5 separate regions of the Mus musculus genome follow, and all the other regions are linked to region 1. Evidence: chromatin loops called from intact Hi-C (ENCODE). Cell type or tissue: heart. All regions are shown on one strand.

The links. Peaks named below come from ENCODE experiments on the same cell type or tissue, not always from the same donor. Only the 100,000 strongest peaks of a DNase experiment are listed, where the experiment ranks them.
Region 2: it touches region 1 in a loop (1.9-fold over the local background); 8 of 42 quality-filtered maps call a loop at or near these places.
Region 3: a loop joins it to region 1, with 3 times the contacts of the local background. A loop is called at or near these places in 20 of 42 quality-filtered maps.
Region 4: a loop joins it to region 1, with 2.3 times the contacts of the local background. A loop is called at or near these places in 9 of 42 quality-filtered maps.
Region 5: a loop joins it to region 1, with 1.9 times the contacts of the local background. A loop is called at or near these places in 8 of 42 quality-filtered maps.

The regions. Positions count from the first base shown.
Region 1 is chr7:19,571,917-19,575,916 of GRCm38, forward strand. It overlaps Gemin7 (gem nuclear organelle associated protein 7), which reads right to left and starts at 1,427. Exons shown (of 2, transcript NM_027189.2): 1 at 1,393-1,427. In heart, CTCF peaks have their summits at 1,181 and 1,719 (motif pointing left); DNase peaks (open chromatin) are centred at 1,395 and 2,065; H3K4me3 peaks cover 2,203 bases; H3K27ac peaks cover 1,943 bases; H3K27me3 peaks cover 982 bases.
Region 2 is chr7:19,403,250-19,407,249 of GRCm38, forward strand. Klc3 (kinesin light chain 3) reads right to left here and starts at 855. Exons shown (of 13, transcript NM_001286039.1): 1 at 772-855. It overlaps Gm38954 (a long non-coding RNA gene), which reads left to right and starts at 2,440. Exons shown (of 3, transcript XR_881873.2): 1 at 2,440-2,519. In heart, a CTCF peak has its summit at 2,304 (motif pointing right); DNase peaks (open chromatin) are centred at 832 and 2,402; H3K4me3 peaks cover 1,632 bases; H3K27ac peaks cover 1,314 bases; H3K27me3 peaks cover 2,889 bases.
Region 3 is chr7:19,508,518-19,512,517 of GRCm38, forward strand. It overlaps Trappc6a (trafficking protein particle complex 6A), which reads left to right and starts at 153. Exons shown (of 6, transcript NM_025960.4): 1 at 153-315. The coding sequence starts at 232. In heart, a CTCF peak has its summit at 254; a DNase peak (open chromatin) is centred at 144; H3K4me3 peaks cover 1,489 bases; H3K27ac peaks cover 1,532 bases.
Region 4 is chr7:19,459,322-19,463,321 of GRCm38, forward strand. It overlaps Exoc3l2 (exocyst complex component 3-like 2), which reads left to right and starts at 3,966. Exons shown (of 12, transcript NM_001370800.1): 1 at 3,966-4,000. It also overlaps a transcript of Mark4 not described here and the pseudogene Gm23099. In heart, a CTCF peak has its summit at 2,343 (motif pointing right); DNase peaks (open chromatin) are centred at 350, 2,380 and 3,881; H3K4me3 peaks cover 701 bases; H3K27ac peaks cover 962 bases.
Region 5 is chr7:19,441,167-19,445,166 of GRCm38, forward strand. Mark4 (MAP/microtubule affinity regulating kinase 4) reads right to left here. Exons shown (of 17, transcript NM_172279.2): 7 at 3,943-3,999; 8 at 1,951-2,187. Among named protein-coding and RNA genes, the nearest start is that of Mark4, 16 kb to the right of the region's middle. In heart, no CTCF peak of the experiment used is centred here; a DNase peak (open chromatin) is centred at 2,445.

The DNA of each region.
Region 1 (4,000 bases):
GCTAAGCAGTCTGTTAGCCTGAAGCAGGTAAGGATACTTTTGGTCACAGGGCAACCGTTGGTGCCTCAGGGAGAGTGGAGTGAGGCATGGGGAAATGGAGACTGCAGGCCAGACTTTGAAGGGAAGCTAGCCAGTTCTGGTGTGGTGAAAGTGGCTCTGGCAGGCCTTGCGCCCTATTCCCTCCGCCTTGAGAAAAAGTGTTTGATTACATTCCTAAAGCTAGCCACCAAGGTCTACTCCCTTATTTGGATACTTCCTCCTGAGGCTGAATACCAAGGTAGAATTATCACAGTATTGAAGTCCAGCAACCAAAAGCCCCCTTTGGCCCACCTAATTAACACACTTATTTAAAATTAAACACCTCACCCTAACACAGGGTTTCTCCTTGTGTCTTTATAAATTGCCATTTTTCTATGGGTCAAGTCTGTCTCCTCTTTATCCATTGGCAGTCCTTTGTTCCTCTGGGATACTCCTCCTCCTTCTCCCTTGTTCCCTTCCCCATCTCCCTCATTCTCTATTTCCTGTCTTTGTCTCTAATTCCCTGTTCTCTGTCCTTCTGGGGCAAATGAATCTCCTTTGTGCTGAGCACTTGTCCTGGAGGTTCTGGGCAGGTACTTTTCCTTTCAGTCTTAGCTACAGAGAGAGTTCTACAGCAGCCTGAACTACATAGGGAGAGGTGTGGGGTTTATAGGGGTGGGAGAGGCTGGAGATGTAGCTCAATCGGTAGAGTGCTTGTACCGAAAGTAGGAAATGGACATCCTTCACCAGTTTAACATAAACTGCTGGTAGCAGTTCGTACAGGCCTCTAATCTCGGCCCTTGGAAGGTGAAGGCGGGATGTAAAGTTCAAAGTTACCCAGGGCCAGTTCAAGGCCAGCCTGGGGCTACTGTTCTGCCTGATAATCTCAGGGGAAAACAAAACAAAACAAAACCCAGACAACAAGAAGAAAGTTAAAGAGGAATGGGTCAGTTTGGAGACCATTAGGTCTACCTTGAGTTACCAGGATGCGAAACTTGCTGGGCTTCCAGGCTAGCAGATAGGGCCAATTTCTCCATTCGCATTGTAAAGTAACAGTCCGCAGTCCTCCCACCTCCTATGCAAATTCGCTAAATGGGGCCACACCTGAGCGTAAGCAGCCCGAGGGCAGGATCTGTTCCCTCCGCGGCACCCGTGGGCGGGCGGGTCAGTTTCCTTTTAATTCCTCCTGGCCTCCTAGCGTCCTGCTTTTCAAATTCTAAGAATGTCCATCCGCTCCGGGGCAGCCACCTCCCACCCCGCCCGCCCCTCCCTGCGTCAGAGTACAGTCTCTCTCCAGGCCGTCCCTTCCCCAAAGCTCCAATGCCACCCGGAGCGGCTGACGGGGAAGATGTCCCACGACCACGGAGAACTCACCAAGGCCTGTCCCTGCAGGCGCTGCTCCTACACCCGCGCCGCCGCCACCGCCGCCGCCCAGGGCCGGGCAGGCGCCGAGCCCCGACTGCCTAGTTTCCGCCCGCGCAACCTCAGCAGAGGTCCGGATGGGCACAGAGTCCGGAGCTCCTGAGTTCCGCCCCCGCCCCGCGCCTCCACTTTCCCCACATGTTCATCGGCCTCTCCAGGGCACGCGACCAGGGCTGGTCTCTGCCATCCTGTGGGTTAGGGACATTTAAGATGCCCACTTTGGGGAGCACGAGACAGAGGTTCAGAAAGTTGGGCATGGTGGCTCCCAGGCTTGGAATCCCCGGCGCCCTCGGGAGGTGAGACAAGAGAATAGTCAAAGTTCAAGCGAGGCCTGACAACCTGTGAAAAGGGGCATGGGAGCGGGGCAGGGCGGAGTGGGGGAAGGAAAGAAGAAAGAGTAGTGGCTCACACCTGTAATCTCAGATCTTGGCAGCCGGAGGCAGGAAGATCGGGATCAATTAGAGATAGAATAAGAGAGAGAAAGGGGTGGGGGACGAGGGAGGGACGCAGAAGGAGGAGGAGGGGAAAAAAGAAGCAGAAAAAGCATAAGAGGTTTCCTATTAGCCGCTTTGGAGGCACACCTGTATTCCACCCCTCCCCGTCTCCGCCTCTAGGTACCAGGAAAGGGGCTTACGGAATGCTGCCGCTGGGATGTACCCAGCCCACTTTGCAACCTTTGTTTAAAAATGGAAAAACTAAGCCGGGCGTGGTGGCGCACGCCTTTAATCCCAGCACTCGGGAGGCAGAGGCAGGCGGATTTCTGAGTTCGAGGCCAGCCTAATCTACCAAGTGAGTTCCAGGGCAGCCAGGGCTACGCAGAGAAACCCTGTCTCGAACACCCCCCACCAAAAAAAAAAAAAAAAAAAAAGGGAAAAACTGAGGCCCTGCATAGGGGCATGTGATCTCAGCCCGGGTACAAAAAATGGATTGCATTCCCACAGAGTTCACTTAGGCAGAAAGAAGAATGCAGCTTCCCCTTACTGCCTGGCACACAGGTGCTCTGCAAATATCCGTGGAAAAGAGTGTCCTGCTTCAGAATAGGTGTTGATTGAATCATGAAAGTATGGGTCCTGGTGCCTGCCTGTCTTGGCTACCAAAAAGGCCAAGTGGTCTAACCAGACTTAGTCCTATCTCACTGAAAGAGTATGGGGCTCTGTCCCAGAATGGGATACTCTCTTAAAACCTACAGGTGTCCTCTTCTGGCAGCATCTGAAGACAGCTACATATTATAATAATAATTAATAAATCTTAAAAAAAAACCCTACATTCTCTTTTCAAGTTGAGGGAACAAAATAACCTACATGTTAGCAAATAAATAAGCCAAGATCCTTTAGAGGGGCTGGGGACATGACTCAGTTTAGCTTGCCTAGCATAACAAAATGCACAAGTAAAATGGCTAAAATTATACCTAATACTTGGTGAAGCTGGAGCAAGAGGCTCTCAGATCGAAGGCTAGCCTATGCTATAAGGCTAGCCTGTGCTACAAGGTATAGCCCTGTTGCCAAAGACAATGGATAAAGGATGGGGCTGGACATATAGCTCAGTAATAGAACACTTGGCTCAGATGTGCAAGGCTCTATGTTCTGGTCCTCCACATCCCCAAAAGAGGACACAAGAAGGGCAATGGGTATAATGATAGTAAGATAAGAAAGGCTTAAAATTCAGTGATTAAACCAACTATGTGCAGAGGGAGGACCACTGGAGCCAGCCTAGGAGACAGAAATGAGGGAAGGAAGGGAAGAAAAATACCAGGCAAGATGGTGTACACCTTTAATCCCAGCACTTGGGAGGCAGAGGCAGATGGAACTCATGAGTTCCATGCCAGTGTGGGTGGTCTACATGGTCCCAGGACAGAGAGGGGGAGAGAGAGGAGAGAGAGAGAGGAAAAGGGAAAAAATGAAAGAAAGGAGGAGGGACTGGTGGGCTCAGTGGGTTAAGGAGCTTTCTGCTAAACCTAAGGACATAAGTTCAGTTCCCTAGACCCACATGGAAGAAGGAGAGACATTCCTCCCGATTATTGTCCTCTGACCTCTACTTGTATGCTGTAGCATATGCGAACACACACACTAAATAAATGCAAAAAAAATTTAAGTAGATTAATAAGTGAATTGGTTTACTGATTTTAAAAAGTACATTTTAAAAACCACCTTTGGATCAGGCTTGGGGCACATGTCTTTAATTCCAGCAGAGGCAGAGGCAGGCAGATCTCTTTACTTTAAGGCCAGCCTGTTCCACAGAACAAGTTCCAGGACAGCCAGGGTTATCCAGAGAAACTCTGTCTTAAAAACAAAGGTGCTCTGGGTCCAGCCTCTACTAAGGCTCTCAAGGTTTCGAGGGAATTGGGAACATATGGAGGTCATAGGGAGTAATTTGCAAGGCCTTCAGCAGGGTGTGGCTACTTTAGATATGCTGGCCAGGGAGGCCCTGGGCCCTCCGGAGGACAATTGAGTCTGTGCCTGAATAACAATATGAGGAACTTCAGAGCTGGCCTTGGAATTCACTGGGCTGCCTGAAGACACCTGGGGCCGGACACACAAGGGCCCTAAATGTACCAGAGCTT
Region 2 (4,000 bases), 170 kb before region 1:
TTCTCTAATATATATACATATGTATGAATATGTATACATTGACACAGAATTTCTCTGTGTAGCCCTGGCTGTCTTCAGAGATCCGCCTGTCTCTGCCTCCCGAGTGCTGGGATTATAGGTGTGCATCATGATGCCTGGTCCCTAGTCAACTTTTTTCCCTTTATGTACTTATTGTGTGTGCAGAGGCACATGGATTGCCAAGAGAACAACTTGCAACTTAAGGGAGGAGTCCTTTCTCTCCTCCCACCTTTCGGATCCTGTGGATCAAACTTGAGAAATAGACAGTTTGGCATCAACACCTTTACTCTCCTTGCTGGCCCACGTTCCTTTTCTTTTTCTCCCTCCCTTTGGCATCTGTACCCACATCCGCCCTCCTTCTGTCTCTCTCCCTTGAGTACGAAGCCCAGGCTCGCTCGCCTCCAACTCCGCTCCTCCCGCCTCAGTTTCCACAGTGCGCCCTGCCTTACTCTCCCTCTCTTTGCACACCTCGCGCAGGCTCCCTTACCATGCATGTCTTGCACCCTCAGGCTGCAGCGGGGGACCCTCCGACAGCCGGCCAGCCCCTCCCCGCGGCCGCGGAGACCCTGCACCGGACTTCGCGTCACAAGGCCCCGCCCCGCCCGCAGCTGTTTTTCTACTCCGCTAGGGGCCGGGCGGGGCTCCGCGGGGACCCCGAGGCTCATCCCGGCCACCAGGTCCCTGGCTCCCTCCCTCCATCCCTGCGGCCCCCTCGGGAATCCCGAAGCAGCCGCCGCCGTCCCCCGTGCCCACCTGACGGCCGCCCGCCCGAGCCGCCTCGCTGCGCGGAGACCGGGCTGCTCCCGCTGCGCGGCCGCCGCCTTCCCGGAGGCTCCTGAGGGAGGTGGGGCAGGGCAAAGCCACGCCCCCGCAGGTGCGCAGGCCGCGCCCTCCGCCAGCACACATTGAGAAACCTGTGGTCTAGAGGCGGGGCGGGGCCGATGGAGGCAACGCACGCCCCCGCAGGCGCCCAGGCCACGCCCTCTGCCGCAGCATTCGGTGAAACCTGCGTTCCGAGAACTTCTGAAAACTTTATCTGGGGGCCTTCGAGAAGGCTCAGACAGTAAGGGTGCATGCTGCCAATCCTGAGGAGCTGAGTTCGATCCCTGAGACCTTCAGGGTGGACAGAGACGGACTCCCACATGTTGTTTTCTGACTTCTACATGTGTCCAGTCATACATACACAAATATGGAATAAACAGATGGCTCATCAGGTAAGAGTGCTGGCTGCTTTTGCAGAGGACCCAGGTTCGATTTCCAGAACCCACATGTCGGCTCAAAATCATCTGTAATTCCAGTTCCAGGGAGATCCAGCACTTTCTTCCAGGGCCTCCACAGACACACATAAAATAAAGATAAAAATCTCCAAAAAATATTGTTTTAATAATTACAACCTGAAGACCTTGCACAACTATTCCTGGCTGAGAAGATGGTAAGGGCGCTAGCTGCCAAGCTTGACAGCCTGAGTTTCATCTCCAAGAACCATGAAAACTGACTCCTGGGAATTATTCCGGAGTTGGTCAAGGAGAGCCTGGATGGATTCACATGCATGGATGGAACGTGGGCACCCACACACGTGCATTTGTGTATACATACGGACACATAAGTAAGAGGGGTTTTCTTTATTTTAAAGATTTATATTACTGTGCATTGGTGTTCTGCCTGTAGATCTGGGTGAGGGCATCAGATCCTCTGGAACTGGAGTTACAGACAATTGTGAGCCACCATGTGGGTGCTGGGAATTGAACTTGGGTCTTCTGGAAGACCTGAATTGATTAACATGAGCTAACAGTAGTGTGTGCACTGCTGGGAGTGGTACCCAGAGCCCTGTGAATACAAGGAAAAAGCATCTACTATTTAGCTCTCCCTGCCATATATATATTTATAGATATAGATATAGATGTGTGTGTGTGTGTTGATTTTATTAATTCTCTCTGCCCTCCTTTTCTGAGGCAGGGTCTCACTTAATTCTGAAAATACAGCCACTGTACCCTAGTTACCTTTATTTTATTGAGGGGGGATAGAGTCTCCCTATAAAGCTCAGCTGGGCTCAAACTTACAGTCCTGCCTCAGCCTCCTGAATAGCTCCCATGCTGCAGTATCTAAGAATCTCTTAATGTAGGCTCCTGGGTCTTTAATATTCTACAACGCGTGCCCTGTGTCTCTCTGGTCGTCTTCAAGGTCAAGACTGTAGAGTGGCATGATGCAGATGCGCAAAAAGTATTTACAGGATGAACGAAGCAAATTCTAGAAGTTATGAAAGGTCCCTGCAGTGCACGAAACCGCCACCAGATGGCACTGCGGGTCCACGGAGCCGCCTCGGTGTGCTCGCCCTCCAGAGCCTAGATGTCCTCCTCCAGGAAGCTCTCAGTGGCCACTTCTGTGACACCACCCCCGCCCCCCTTCCCAGCCCCAGGCTCGCAGCCTCGTGGCCTCGGGTGTCGTCATCCCTGCACACTCCAGGTCGCCACACTAGAGACAGGTGCCCGCCAAATTGAACTGTGAGTGCATGGCAGCGTCCTGGAACCTGAGTATGAGTTGAAGCCTAGACATAAATCGTGTTGTAACGGTTCTAGTTATTTCTAGAATAAAGAGGAATGGAGAGGGCAGCTAAGTTCTGTGCCACCGCTCTGGTCTTAGGACACTAACAACAGATCTGCTGCACGTTCATCATGAAGCAGACAGGGGCTGGTCAGGTGCAGATCCCAGCTCTGTCATTTGCTGGCTGTGTGCTGTCCTCCGGTTCCTTCTGTACAGAACCAGATTCAGGGAACCTACTTCCGGAGATCGTTGTCCGCAGTTCCTCCAAAGGTTTTTGGGTGGGTGAGACGGCTCAGCATCTAAAGGCTCTCGCTGCCAAGCCTGAAAACTTGAGTTCAAGTCCTGCGGCCATCTGGTGGAAGGAGTGGCCTTACTAAGCACTTCCTCCGCTGTGGCCTGTGTCCTGCAGAAGGAGAATGGCTCCGCAGGCGCCGGTGAGAACCAGATACGCTGGAGAGTCCCCAACCCCCATCTCTTTGGCCCCATAGGTTCATACTTAACCTGCCGTCTTCTTCCTCATGTGACAGGAGAAACAGATTAGGAGCAAACCTCTAGGAAGGCAGCCGTTGTTCCAGCACACTGTACACCCCAAAGCAGGGCTGGGTTTCGGGGTGCCCAGTAACAGGGTAACAGGGCCTGAACCAAATCCTCCATGCAAATGACTTCCATTCATGCTCCCACCATGTGCATTAATTAGCTCCATTGTATGGATGGGGACTATGGAGCCCAGAGAGGTTAGTGGTTTCTTTGAGGTCACACAGCCTAGGAATGGAAGAACCCTTAAGCCATACAGTCATACCCATAGACTCCTACACCAGGCCCATGTGAAGATGAGGAATGATGCTCTGAGAGATGAAGTTATTTGTGGAGACCTCAGATAAGAACGTTGCAAATGCCTGTAATCCCAGCACCTGGGAGGCTGAGCTAGGACGATTGTCTAGGAGCTCCAAGATAGCCTGGGCTACCTGATAGGAAGCCCTCAAAACAGCCAATAAGCAAAATACTGCATGGAGGATCCTGCCTATGGTGTGGCATTGCTCCATAAACCAAGGCAGGAAGGGCTCAGGTGTGAGGCCTGGGACAGCCTGGGCTACATAGTGATACTCTGAATAATACAAAAGAGGCCATTTGCATCCCAGAGTTCTACTTGGCAGAGCCTTGAGGCCTTGACCCCCAACCTTCTCAAGACTCTGGGCTCCTGAGTGAGCCTAGTTCCACCCTCCCTAGCCTTCAGCCCCCAGGAGAGGACAGTGGGGAGTGACACAGAGGTATGGTGGACACAGATAGCACATGATGACCTGGAAAGGAACTGGGGACAAAGTTCAGCTTTGCCTGGAAGCCACCCTCTGAGCTGCCCTGCACCCCTTCTGGCTGGCAGCTCTGCCTCTCCTAGCTGTTTGCCCTTGGTCTGGTAGCTTAGCCTTTCTGAGCTTTACTGTTG
Region 3 (4,000 bases), 63 kb before region 1:
ATCAGAGACTCAGCCAATTGGATGTCCGAAGACTCGGGAGCAGGGAGGGAAGCGAAGAAAGGGCGGAAGATGTTAACAGCGCGGCCAAGGAAGGGGCTCGGTGGACCCGCCTCCTGGCTTTCAAGAAGCAGGCGGAGCTAAATAGGATCACCAATCAGATCGGGCCTACCTCCCGAGCTGACCAATGGGAGCCGGAAGCGTTGGCCAGGCGTGAGGGTCGCGAGGCGGCGTATGGCGGACGCGGTGCTATTCGAGTTTCTGCACACCGAGATGGTGGCGGAGCTGTGGGCCCCGGACCCGGACCCAGGCTCGGGGGTGAGCGGCACGCCGTGGCCTCGGGGTGGAGAAGTGGGGTGTGATCGAGCCTTATGGCAGGTCATTGCTGAGGCGGAGCGAGATGACTTGGGTCAAGGCGCTCAGTTCTAGGCCTCGTCCTGGGGCGCCGTTGATAATTAGGGTAATTGGCTGTTATTGGGCTCAGATGAGGGCTCGCCTCACCACCCACTTAGTATGCAACTCAACATCTTTAATCTTCCTATCCTTCCGTTTCCTCCTTAGAAAATGCACCCTCAACCATACCCGGTCTCATCTGTCCCCTCTGCCTGTGTGCTGGATAAAGTGCGTGCTGATCGCGCTACACCCCAGCACACAGTGAGTTTTTTAGTATGGATTTGCCCCTGTAATGAGTAAAGACCCCACCCGGTAATGTGGAAGGTGGCGCTGGGATCACTGAAATATTGTAATCAATAATAGTTACCACCACTTATGTGTTCCTTTGTGCCTTCCTGTGTGTCATACTCCCATCCACCTCCCATTGTCTTCCTTCTCATCCTAGGGAGGTCATGAAGAAGCTGCTTTGTGCAGAGGCACATGCTCTGGGAAGGAGGGAGCCTGCTTCCTCTCTGCTCTGTGTCACCTTGACTCTAATAAAGAGATTAAAATAGCTTTCTGTGAGCCTGCACAGATATGAGCTTGCCCAGGGCTCTCCTCGTAGCTCCTAACTGCTGCCACCGACTGTGTCCGTACTGGGGGCCCTACAGCTGAGGTAATAGAGTTAGTGGGAGTGTGGCCCGATCATCAGGTCTCAGGAGCCTCCCTGATTTTTTGGGAGGGTGGGGGTGGGGGGGTTCGAAACAGGGTTTCTCTGTGTAGCCCTGGCTGTCCTGGAACTCACTCTGTAGACCAGGCTAGCCTCAACTCAGAAATTCACCTGCCTCTGCCTCCCAAGTGCTGGGATTAAAGGCGTGTGCCACCACGCCCGGCTGCCTCCCTGATTTTATAGGCTACATGGCAGTTTGAACTTCCATGACTGTGTGGGAGTTCAAGACCTGCTGCAGAGACTGCTCTGCTCTCTCTTTTCTTCCCTGAGTATCCCTACGCCAACCCGACTCTTGAAGCAGGTTTTCACTGTATGACCCAAGCTGGCTTCTGGTGATCCTCCTGCCTCTGCCTGAAAAGTACTAGGATTATGGGCCCTCCCGTGTCTGGTTTGCACATTGCGCCTCCAGTGTGGTACAGTCAGCCTCTGCATCCCAGAGTGCTGCATCAGTGGTGGCGCACGCCTTTAATCCCAGCACTTGGGAGGCAGAGGCAGGCGGATTTTTGAGTTTGAGGCCAGCCTAGTCTATAGAGTGAATTCCAGGACAGCCAGGGCTATACAGAGAAACCGTGTCTTAAAAAAAAAAAAAAAAAAAAACAACAAAGGATATCTCATCTCACTTATATACTGTTCCACTCTCACACATGCGATCCTGCTGCCTGCACTTCCCAAGGGCTGGAATTGGATGCAGAGATGTCGTTTTAGTTAATTTAGTTAATTAATACGTCTCTAGTGATTATTTACAAACTTTAAAATTTTTTTCTAAACAGTATGGTATAACTATATAGTAATTACATTGTATTAGCATTATAATCATCTAGAAAGGATTTATAGTCTATAAGAAAGCTAGGGTTTGGCTCAGCAGTGCAGCTCCTGCCTAGAATCCCCCAGTGAGGGGCTGGGGTTGTAGTTCAGTGGTAGAGCCCCTGCCTAGAATCCTTCAGTGAGGAGTTGTGGGTGTGGCTCAGCAAAATAGCACCTGCTTAGAATGGCACAGGGATGAGCTAGGTTTTATCCTTAACACAACAAAATAAAGCAAGATCTGTGGGAGAATGTGTGTGGGCTATTATGTAAACACTTCATTTCATAAAAGGACTTTTGCAATTTTACCTGTAGAGGTCAAGTGCTCAGGTCTTTAGAACAACACCTGAGGCAAATGACTTGTCTTGGATTTTCAGGACTGGGGTTTTGGAATCTTCACAGGCCCCGGGGAGAATCAAAAAAATATACTCAGCCCCTCGCCTCCAGAATTCGTCCCTGGGTAGAGGCCTGCCTGACCCAACTGATCGTTGCTTTTTTTTTTTTTTTTTCTTTTCGAGACAGGGCTTCTCTTGTGTAGCCCTGGCTGTCCTGGAACTCACTCTGTAGACCAGGCTGGCCTAGAACTCAGAAATCCGCCTGCCTCTGCCTCCTGAGTGCTAGGATTAAAGGCGTGCGCCAACACTGCCTGGCCCTGATCTTTGCTTTTTATTGTATGTCACATGTCCCAGCACAGATCACATTTCTCCCAGCATGCTCTCTTTATATATTGCCTGGTTTTCCCACCCATGATCACGTGATCATGATCCTACCGGTCAGCCCTAGAAACAGAGTGACTGGCCACTCTGCTCTTAGGGGTCAGTAGGGTCCCTGCTTTGTCTCCTCCAGGAATATAAGAGACTCAAAATATCCAAGAACCTTTGGAGGCTCTGCTGTCCCCATGTCAGTAAGATGTCTGGGGTAGGGGCTTCTTCCTCTGCCCACCGTCCCTGCCTTCCCCCCCCCTGCATTCTATTGTCCTCTCACCCCTGACCCTGCCACTCCAGTCCTTTCAGGTCAGCAGATACTTAATTGATCCTTGCCCAGGGACAGGCAGAGGGAGGCCAGCACTGACCTCAGCTGTGTCTCTGTCACCATCACTGTGAGGAGGTAGTGCCCGTGTGGGAAAGTGAGGCCGCTGTATCCAGGTCACAGTCCAGGATGTCCACCCCAGGGAGTGTTGAGTCTGTGGAAGGAGACTTGAGCTTCTGACGACCCTTCAGGCCCCTCTGCTCTCTTGGCTGGCACCTTCTGTGTCTCTGTCACTGTTGTGTTAAATATTTAATATTAATTGGGGGTTCCAGATAGAAGACACTTTTATATTTATAATAAGCCTTAGTCAGCACAAGAGCTGGGCAGACATCTACCCTCTTGCAGTAGAACTTCTGGGGAACATTGAAACAGCTTGAGCCACGGAGAGTTGGACTTTCCTTGTTTGTCACAGTAGGGAACATGGACACAGGCGATAGAGCTTTGTGATAGAGCTGGTGTGAACTCTGAGGGAAGCAGTGGCCCCCAGGTACCCCAGGCTCGCCCAACGCCAGGCAATTCTAGGTTCTAGATCCTTGGAACACAGCCACCTCCTTAATGGGGTTCTTTCTCCAGCTAATGGTGTCACGTTGGCCAGGGGTTGTCACCTGCTCTGATGGACACAGATGCTGTACAGAGTATCACAATAAGACAAAGTGATTTATGGCTTGACTTCCCCTGAGGATCCCAAGGGACAGGGCTGCCTTCCTTTTGCACACAAAGAAACTAAGACACGGGGCTGGTGAGATGGCTCAGTGGGTAAGAGCACCCGACTGCTCTTCCGAAGGTCCAGAGTTCAAATCCCAGCAACCACATGGTGGCTCACAACCATCTGTAACAAGATCTGACGCCCTCTTCTGGAGTGTCTGAAGACAGCTACAGTGTACTTACATATAATAAATAAATAAATCTTTAAAAAAAAAAGAAAAAAAAAAAAAAAAAAAGAAACTAAGACACAGACATTTAGTCCCACCCCATCTTGCTGATGGACTCGCTACATGTGGGAAGTATCAGGGTGTATCTCAACCCAAGCACTCAGAACACTAGATAACACCAGCACAAAGCGACTGATTC
Region 4 (4,000 bases), 110 kb before region 1:
GAAGCAGCAAGAAAGGAGAGAGAGAGAGAGAGAGAGAGAGAGAGAGAGAGAGAGAGAGAGAGAGAGAGAGAGAGAGAGAGAGAGAGAGAGAGACAGAGAGAGACAGAGAGAGAGAACTGTGTACCTGTCATTCGGACCCTCAGGAGGTTGAGATAATGGATTGCTGTGAGTTCAAGACCATACACAACAAGACCCTGTCTCAGAAAACAAAAGCCAAAATTGAAGCCAGTCCCTGGGTTCAAGGACATCCTGAACTTCAGCCCCTGGTGGGGTAAGGGTAGATAACCCGCAGCCCCGGCTGGTCTCACTTTCTCAGTCTGTACAATGAAGGAGAGAGAGCCTCAGTTGCCTCTCTGGCTAGCTGGAAGCCCAGACAGGTGTTGACTTGCAGGGGCAAACAGACTGGAGGGGGAGGGGAGAGGGCTGTGCTGAGAACACACAGTGCCTTGTGTGTGTGTGTGTGTGTAGGGAGTGCATCACCCTGGTCCAGAGCCCATTGTCTTGCTGTCTTAGAAATTCTCCCTGAGCCTCAGTTTCCCTTTGTGAAAATTAGACGTTGCAGGCATAGTGGTCCTGGAAGGACTGAAGTTCTAGATCATCCTTAAGTACATAGTGAGTCCAAGACTAGCCTGGTCTACATGAGACCCTGCCAGACAGAATGAAAGCCAAAAGAGACAGAGGTTAACAGACATGTGCTAGCTAGCTCAAGCAAGCTGATCATAGGACTAGCTATTAAGCACGAACATTTTTAAAAGTTAAATTATGCAAACATGTAATTAAGCAAATTGTATTAAAAATTGGCAGGGGGAGGGGGTGGGTGCTGGAGAAATGGCTCAGCAGTTAGGAACACTGGCTACTCTTCCAGAGGACCTGGGTTCAGTTCCCAGCCCTCCCCACCCCCCACACACACATACATGGTGGCTCACAACCATCTGTAACTGCAGGTCTATGGGACCTGACACCCTCTTCTGGCTTCCCCAGTGACTATGTGCATGTACACACACACACACACACACACACACACACACACACACACGAGGCAGAACACCCAAAAACATAAGTAAACATAAAAGCTATAAAAGTAAAGAAAAGGCCCAAAGTGAGAGTAAGTGTGGCAGAGCTCAGATTATTTATTATACTTGAACAATTTATTAATTTTGGGGAGCAGGGCATGTGTGTGATGGTGAGGGAACAGGTTTTGGAAGTCAACTGTCTCCTCTCTCTGTGGGTCCCCAGGATCAAACTTGGGTCACCAGCCTCAAAGGCAAGAGCCTTCACCCCACCTCCGCAGCCAACCCTATGCATTAATTGATTTGAGACTGGTTATCATGTAACCCAGGCCTCCTGGAAGCTCTCCTATTGAGGTTGGCCTTGATCCTCCTGCCTCCACCTCAGGGAGGGCTGAGACTGCAGGTGTGAGCACCACACCCAGTTGTCTCTGGTTCTGGGAATTGTTTGTTTTTCTTTTGTTTTAACTGGAGAACACAGACTCCTCTACCACAGATTATGCAGTCACTTCCACAGTGGGGAAACTGAGGGCTCAACAATCCAGAGAACCCTGGCCCTGAGAAATCCACCTTTTTGATCACTCTAACTCCCCTGCCAAGTAAGTGTTTTTTGAGACAGGGTGTCATTCTGTAACCCAGACTGACCTTGGACTTCAGGCCAACCTCTTGTCTCAGCTCCCCAAATACTGAACTTGTTTATGTGAGATCCTTGGTGTGGTCTCACCTCCAACTTTCAATCCGCCTGTCTCAGACTCACAAGTGCTAAGGAATTTGAAACCCCCCCTCTCCTCTCCTCTCTCTCTCTCTTTCCTTTTTTTTTTTTTTTTTTTTTTTTTTGGAGACAGAGTTTCTCTGTGTAGCCATGGCTGTCCTGGAACTCAGTCTGTAGACCAGACTGGCCTCGAACTCAGAAATCTGCCTGCCTCTGCCTCCCGAGTGCTGGGATTAAAGGCATGCGCCACCACGCCCGGCGAACCCTCATCTCTTAACTGCAGTGATTTCTTTTTTCTCAGTAATAGTACAGTCAAGGTGTAACTTTAAACCACAGTGCATGTGTAGATAAAATGCTTCAAACCAGGCTGATAACATGTCTGGCATCCCAGCATTTGGGAGGCAGAGGTAAGCAGACCTCTAAGTTTGAGGCCAGCCTGGTCAACAGTTTTATTAGAGTAGCCTTGGCTGTATAGTGAGACCCTGCTTAAAAAAATAAACAAATTAACGTGGGATCTAGAAAATATTAAGGGAAGAGCTCTGAGTGTGTTTCTAGGAGCTTTGTAGGGTAAGAAAGGGTCCCTGAAGTGGAATGGTCCCGCTCTGACAGCTGCAGTACTCACATACACCACCAGGGGGCAGATGGTTGCCTTTCTACTTACTCAGGGTCTTTCTGTTCCCCTTTCCAATGAAACTTCATTTCCAAGGGGTGGAGACTGAGGCTTACAAAGTGTATGGAGCTTGAAAATGTTACATTTCGTAAAAGGAACCAGAAACAAAAGGTCACACCGAGCAATATAGTTCCTACGAAATGTTCAAAAGCGGGAGACTTAGTGGAGAAACCAAGAACCCTGGATTCCTGGCTTCCTGGGACTTTGGAAAGGAGAAGCGGGGGGGTGGGGGGGGGTGGGGGGGTGGGGGTGGGGGGACACTGCTGTAGCCCATGAGTTCGCTTCAAGGAGACCGAGATGTTCTGGAATCGGATGTTAGCACTTTCTGCTGCAACCCTGGGAGTGCATAAAGATCCATTAAACCGAAAGGCATAAAAGTATGAATGTGAAGCTGGAGAACGGAACTGAGCAGTGGTTAGGAGCACTGGCTGCTTCTGCAGTGGACCAGGGTTCAATTCTCAGCAACCACGGGGCAGTGGACAACCACCCAACTCCAGTTCCAGGGGATCTGTCTCCTTCTAGTGGGCTTGGGCACTGCATGCACGCAATACTTGTAGTCACTCACAAACATAAATAAATAAATAATACACTTAAAAAAAAGTCAGATCTGCTGCACCTTCATTGGAGTGGGCGGGTTGGGGAATCTGTAAAGGATTGACTGGGAAGTAGTATCATGGCAGAGCACATGACCATCGTGCACAGGGCCCTGAGTTCAATTCCCCGGCACCCCCAACACATACATGCAAAGAAGAGTCAGGCAAGGTGGCCTAAGCCTTCAATCCCAGCACTTGGGAGGCAGGATCTTTGTGAGTTCTAGGCCAGCCTGGGCTACATAATGAGGCCCCGTCTCAAAAGGAGAAAAAAGGAGAGCATGCACGTGCAGTTGAGTCTATCATCTGATGGAAGGTGCTCTGTGGTTATGATACAATACAGCTAGGTCCCTGGGAGACTGGCCCACAGTGGGGGACAGAGGCAGAGGAGTGATAGAATCTTGCTATGAGTCACTGGCTGTTCTGGAATTCATTCTGTAGACCAGGCTGGCCTCAGAGATGCCACCTACCTCAGCTTCCCCAGTGCTGGGATTAAAGGCATGAGCCACCACCGCCCCACTGGCCGAGAGCTACATTTTAAAAGCCATGACAGGGCTACCCCACTGGGTCCTCAATCCAGCCTCTGGGACCAGTGGAGTTTCCTTTGAATCCTGTCCCCCAGCAGAGGATACAAGAGGAACACATGCTCCCTTGAGACCCTATCCACACCTCCATTACTCCAGAGCTCAGCTGTGGGCCCCTGTCCAGCTCAGGGTGTCTCCCCTGGGCACACAGGATGATGTTGTTACCTTGGGAGGCGTGAAAAGCAGGCAGGAGGGCGGGCGGATTCCGGCAAAGCTGGGAGGGGGGGTAAGGGCGGGGAGAGGGGTCTGTGGCCCTTGTCACAGCAGGGCCCAACCACAGCCTGGCCTAGAAGGGCAGACAGATAATGGGGCCTTCCAGCCCCTGGCCCCAGAGAGGGAGGGGCTTCCTGACAGGAAATTGTCCTCCTCCAACCCCCCCCCCCCTAGATCCAAGCTCTCAGCAGTCCTGGCCCAAGTAGTCTGGGGACTGGACAGCA
Region 5 (4,000 bases), 130 kb before region 1:
AGGGTCTTTAATTAAAGGACGGGTTGACACAAGGTCAAAGGGTACCCTTCATCCTGGTACAAAAAGAAAAAGGTATTTCCTGCCTCGTTACGTGCTCTCTTGTGGTAGCCAATACTTCCTGGCACAAGGAGCAGCTAAGGAATTCCTCCAGTATCTACCCTTTGGGGGACACTCTGAAAAATAAGTGACCTGAAGCCAGCCACAAGTCAAATCACTGAGTCCCCCAGTGAGGGGCTGGGGGCGTGGCTCAGTGGTAGAGCCCCTGCCTAAAATCCCCCAGTGAGGGGCTGGGGGGCATGAGTCAATATTCCTGAGATAAATAATGTCTAACTGGCCTAGGGTGGAGGCCAGCACTGTTTCAACGTTGCATTTCCTGTGTGTGACCGGCCACAGGAAAATGTTTCTAGTCTCAGGAGATAACCACCGTAGTCCTTAGGGACCAAGGGACACAGTGTCTACACTGAACTGTCCGGTGGTCCATCAATAAAGACAGGACTACGTGCATACAGAGCCAGCTCTGGGCTGGATGTCAGCCAGCATGGCCTCCTGAGAAGTACTGGGTGTCTCTATTCTATCCCTGCAACTTGTCCATGTACTGGCAATGTTTCAAAGCAAGAACATCAAAAGAAAAATGAAACCCACCTTCCAATCAAGTTAAAGACACACACCCCACACTTCCCAGTAACTCCCAGTTATCTGGGTCTGTGTTCCTCTGAGCACCGAGCCCCAGGCCTCGACTGATAATGATGTTCTATTTTGCTCACTCCCTTTGTTTTCTGCCTGGATCTACCATAGATAATCCACCAAATGCGGATGCAGTCTTTCTGTGGGCTTTTTCTTTGTTTGGTAGTGCAACGGCTAAACCCAGAGCTTCCTGCCCACTGAGCTACAGTCCCAGCTCCCTTGGACTTTCCTTTGGGGACTGGGTGTCACTAAGATGCCCACACTGGCCTTGAATTTGCTATCTCCCTACCTCAACCCCTTCCCGTGCAAAAATGACAGGCTGGTCCCATTCAATACAGTGAAGGAACAAAAGAAAAAATATTAAATACACAATTCTGAAAAGTTTGAGTGATTCTGGTGCGTATACAATTATTTCCACTACTAGTTTCAGAATATATTTTTTATCATTTTAAAAGAATACTTAAGAAAGTTGGGGGAGTGTGGCTCAGTGGTAGAGCCCCTGCCTAGAATCCCCCAGAGAGGGGCTGGGGGCGTGGCTCAGTGGTAGAGCCCCTGCCTAGAATCCCCCAGTGAGGGGCTGGGGGCATAGCCCAGTGGTAGAGCCCCTGCCTAGAATCCCCCAGAGAGGAGCTGGGGACGTAGCCCAGTGGTAGAGCCCCTGCCTAGAATCCCCCAGTGAGGGGCTGGGGACGTAGCCCAGTGGTAGAGCCCCTGCCTAGAATCCCCCAGAGAGGAGCTGGGGACGTAGCCCAGTGGTAGAGCCCCTGCCTAGAATCCCCCAGAGAGGGGCTGGGGGCGTGGCTCAGTGGTAGAGTACTTACTTGGCTTTAGTTCCATCCCCATCAGCAAAATCCCTGAGCCCTTTATCTGACCCCAGCTCCCCCTCCCCCATCCTAAGGTTAAGCAAGCACTAGTCTGCCCCCACTTTCTGTGGATTTCCCTAATCTGGGCACTGCACAGAAATGAAACTCTGCCTTCTGTCACTGCTTGTGGGGCTCGCCCACCCCTCCTGCCATGTTTCTGTCTCTCTTACATGCATTGGATTTGAAAAGCCTTAAATGGGGCATGACCCAGAAATTTCTAATGATTTTTTTTTCCCCCAGAGCAGGTCAATATTAGAGCCAAAATCCACCAGCTGTTCAGCTCACAGCTTGGGCCCCAACAGTGCCAGCCATACCGGGGCAGTGGGCACCTGAGCCACCCCTGTTCCTCATCTGACCACGTGACCTCAGTCCCATCTGATCCTGCCCACCCCATCCCTGGCACCTTGAGGTTGTGCCCATCGAAGGGCAGGGAGCCGCTGACCAGCGTGTACAGGATGACACCCAGGCTCCAGATGTCCACCTCTGGCCCATCATACTTCTTGCCCTGGAACAGCTCTGGGGCGGCGTATGGGGGGCTCCCACAGAAGGTGTCCAGCTTGGAGCCCAGCGTGAACTCATTGCTGAAGCCGAAGTCGGCGATTTTGATGTTGGCCTCGGCATCCAGCAACAGGTTTTCAGCCTGAGAGGGAAAGAGAAGCCAGGGGATGAAGCCAGAGTCTTGCCTCTGCCTGTCAGCGCTGGAATTACAGGCCTGCACCATCACACCATGTTTACATGGGATTGGTAATACAGCCCGCTTTTTGCATCCTAGGCTAGTATTCCTCAGGGTGACCTACATCTGAAGTCTGGTGACATTTTATCTGAGGCTCCACAGTCCAGCCTTAGTTCTGATGGTCTCCATCTGGACCTGGGAAACCACTTTGGTCAATTCCAGTCTCCTCCACTAGGTGGCGCACAACCTCCAGGTTAATTCTCCCCATCAACCTAGCCAAAAATGATGGTAAAGTGCCTGCCTCATAGAGCAAGTATCCATAAGCTTCTACAGCCATTCCATCTGGGCTTCTTTGACCTCATTACATAGCCCAGGTTATCCTCCAACTCATGGAAATTACCTCCTGAGTGCTGCGATCACAAGTTTGTATCCCTGTCCCTGACATAAGGCTTGCTATTTGAAAAGCTACTATAAAGCCCAGGCTTGCTTCAAACTCATGGTAATTCTCCTGCCTCATCTTCCCGAGGACTGGGATTGCAGGTGAGACATGCACATCCAACTCTCCCCAGTCCCCAGGCTATGCTTGCTTTTGTTGTTGCAACTTTGAGGCAGGGTCACATCTAGCTGAGGCTGGCCTTAGTCTCCTGTGGTTGAGACTTGAACCCAGGGCCTTGCACACATCAAATGAGCACTGGATTACACACTACATGCGTAGCCCTTGGCCTTGAACTGATCCCCAAGCCTGAATCACCCAAGAACTGAGATTGCGGACCCTCGCCACACTGGGCTTGCCCCAGGGGTTGTTGTTCTCATTACATGTATCTTCCTGGGAAAGAGGACAGGCGGACTGTGTACAGCCAGCTCTCTCCTTCCATCATGTGGGTCCTCAGGGATTGAACACAGGCTGATGGAAGTGTAGAGCAGGTGTCTTTATCCACTAAAGCCACCTCAGGACCATCCCCCAGGGCTATGAAAAACAATGAAAAACTCTGTCCTCAGGCACAGTCTGCTTTAAAGCCCTCACTGCCAATAAAATAGAGTAAAATAAAAAAAAAAAAAAAAAAAAAAGGAGGCAGGCAGTGGTGGCACACACCTTTAATCCCAGCCCTCAGTAGGCAGAGGCAGGTTGATCTCTGTGAGTTCGAGGGTGACCTGGTCTATAGAGTGAGTTCCAGAACAGCCAGGGTTACACAGAGAAACAGAAAAAAAATCAAAATAAATAAGTAAATTAATATAAAATAAAATAAAGCCCCTAGTGTGCCCCAGCACACAGGAGGTGCTCTGGAAGGGTGACCCAGACCAGCCTGCGTGGAGCCCTCTGGATGCTGCGGAGCCTGGCTGCAGCAGGCACCTGGGTTGGGCCTTAGGGGTCTCTTTCCCATCCTTGTTGCCTGTCCTATGACTCGGTGCCATCCTAGGACTCTGAGCTCCCAAGACTCTGGAATAACTTGGGCCTGAAAGCCAAGTTCTCAGGGATTCTAGAAGGTCCACACGTCAGAGACACAGCGACCCTGAAGGTCGAATACAGATAGCCTATCTCATCCCCATGGCCATCCTGAGGCCGTCCCAGGACACAAGTTCCCGTGGCTGTACCCCCACCTCCATCACGTCACAGATGCGTGGGAAAGAACCCGGGGCACTGCAGCTGGGGAAGGTCAAAGGGAGGAGTGGGGAGTGTGAGGCATGGCTGGCAGCTGGGCTCTCGCAGTGGGAGGGGCTTACCTTTAGATCCCTGTGTACAATGTTCTTCTGATGACAGTAGTGCACGGCTGACACGATC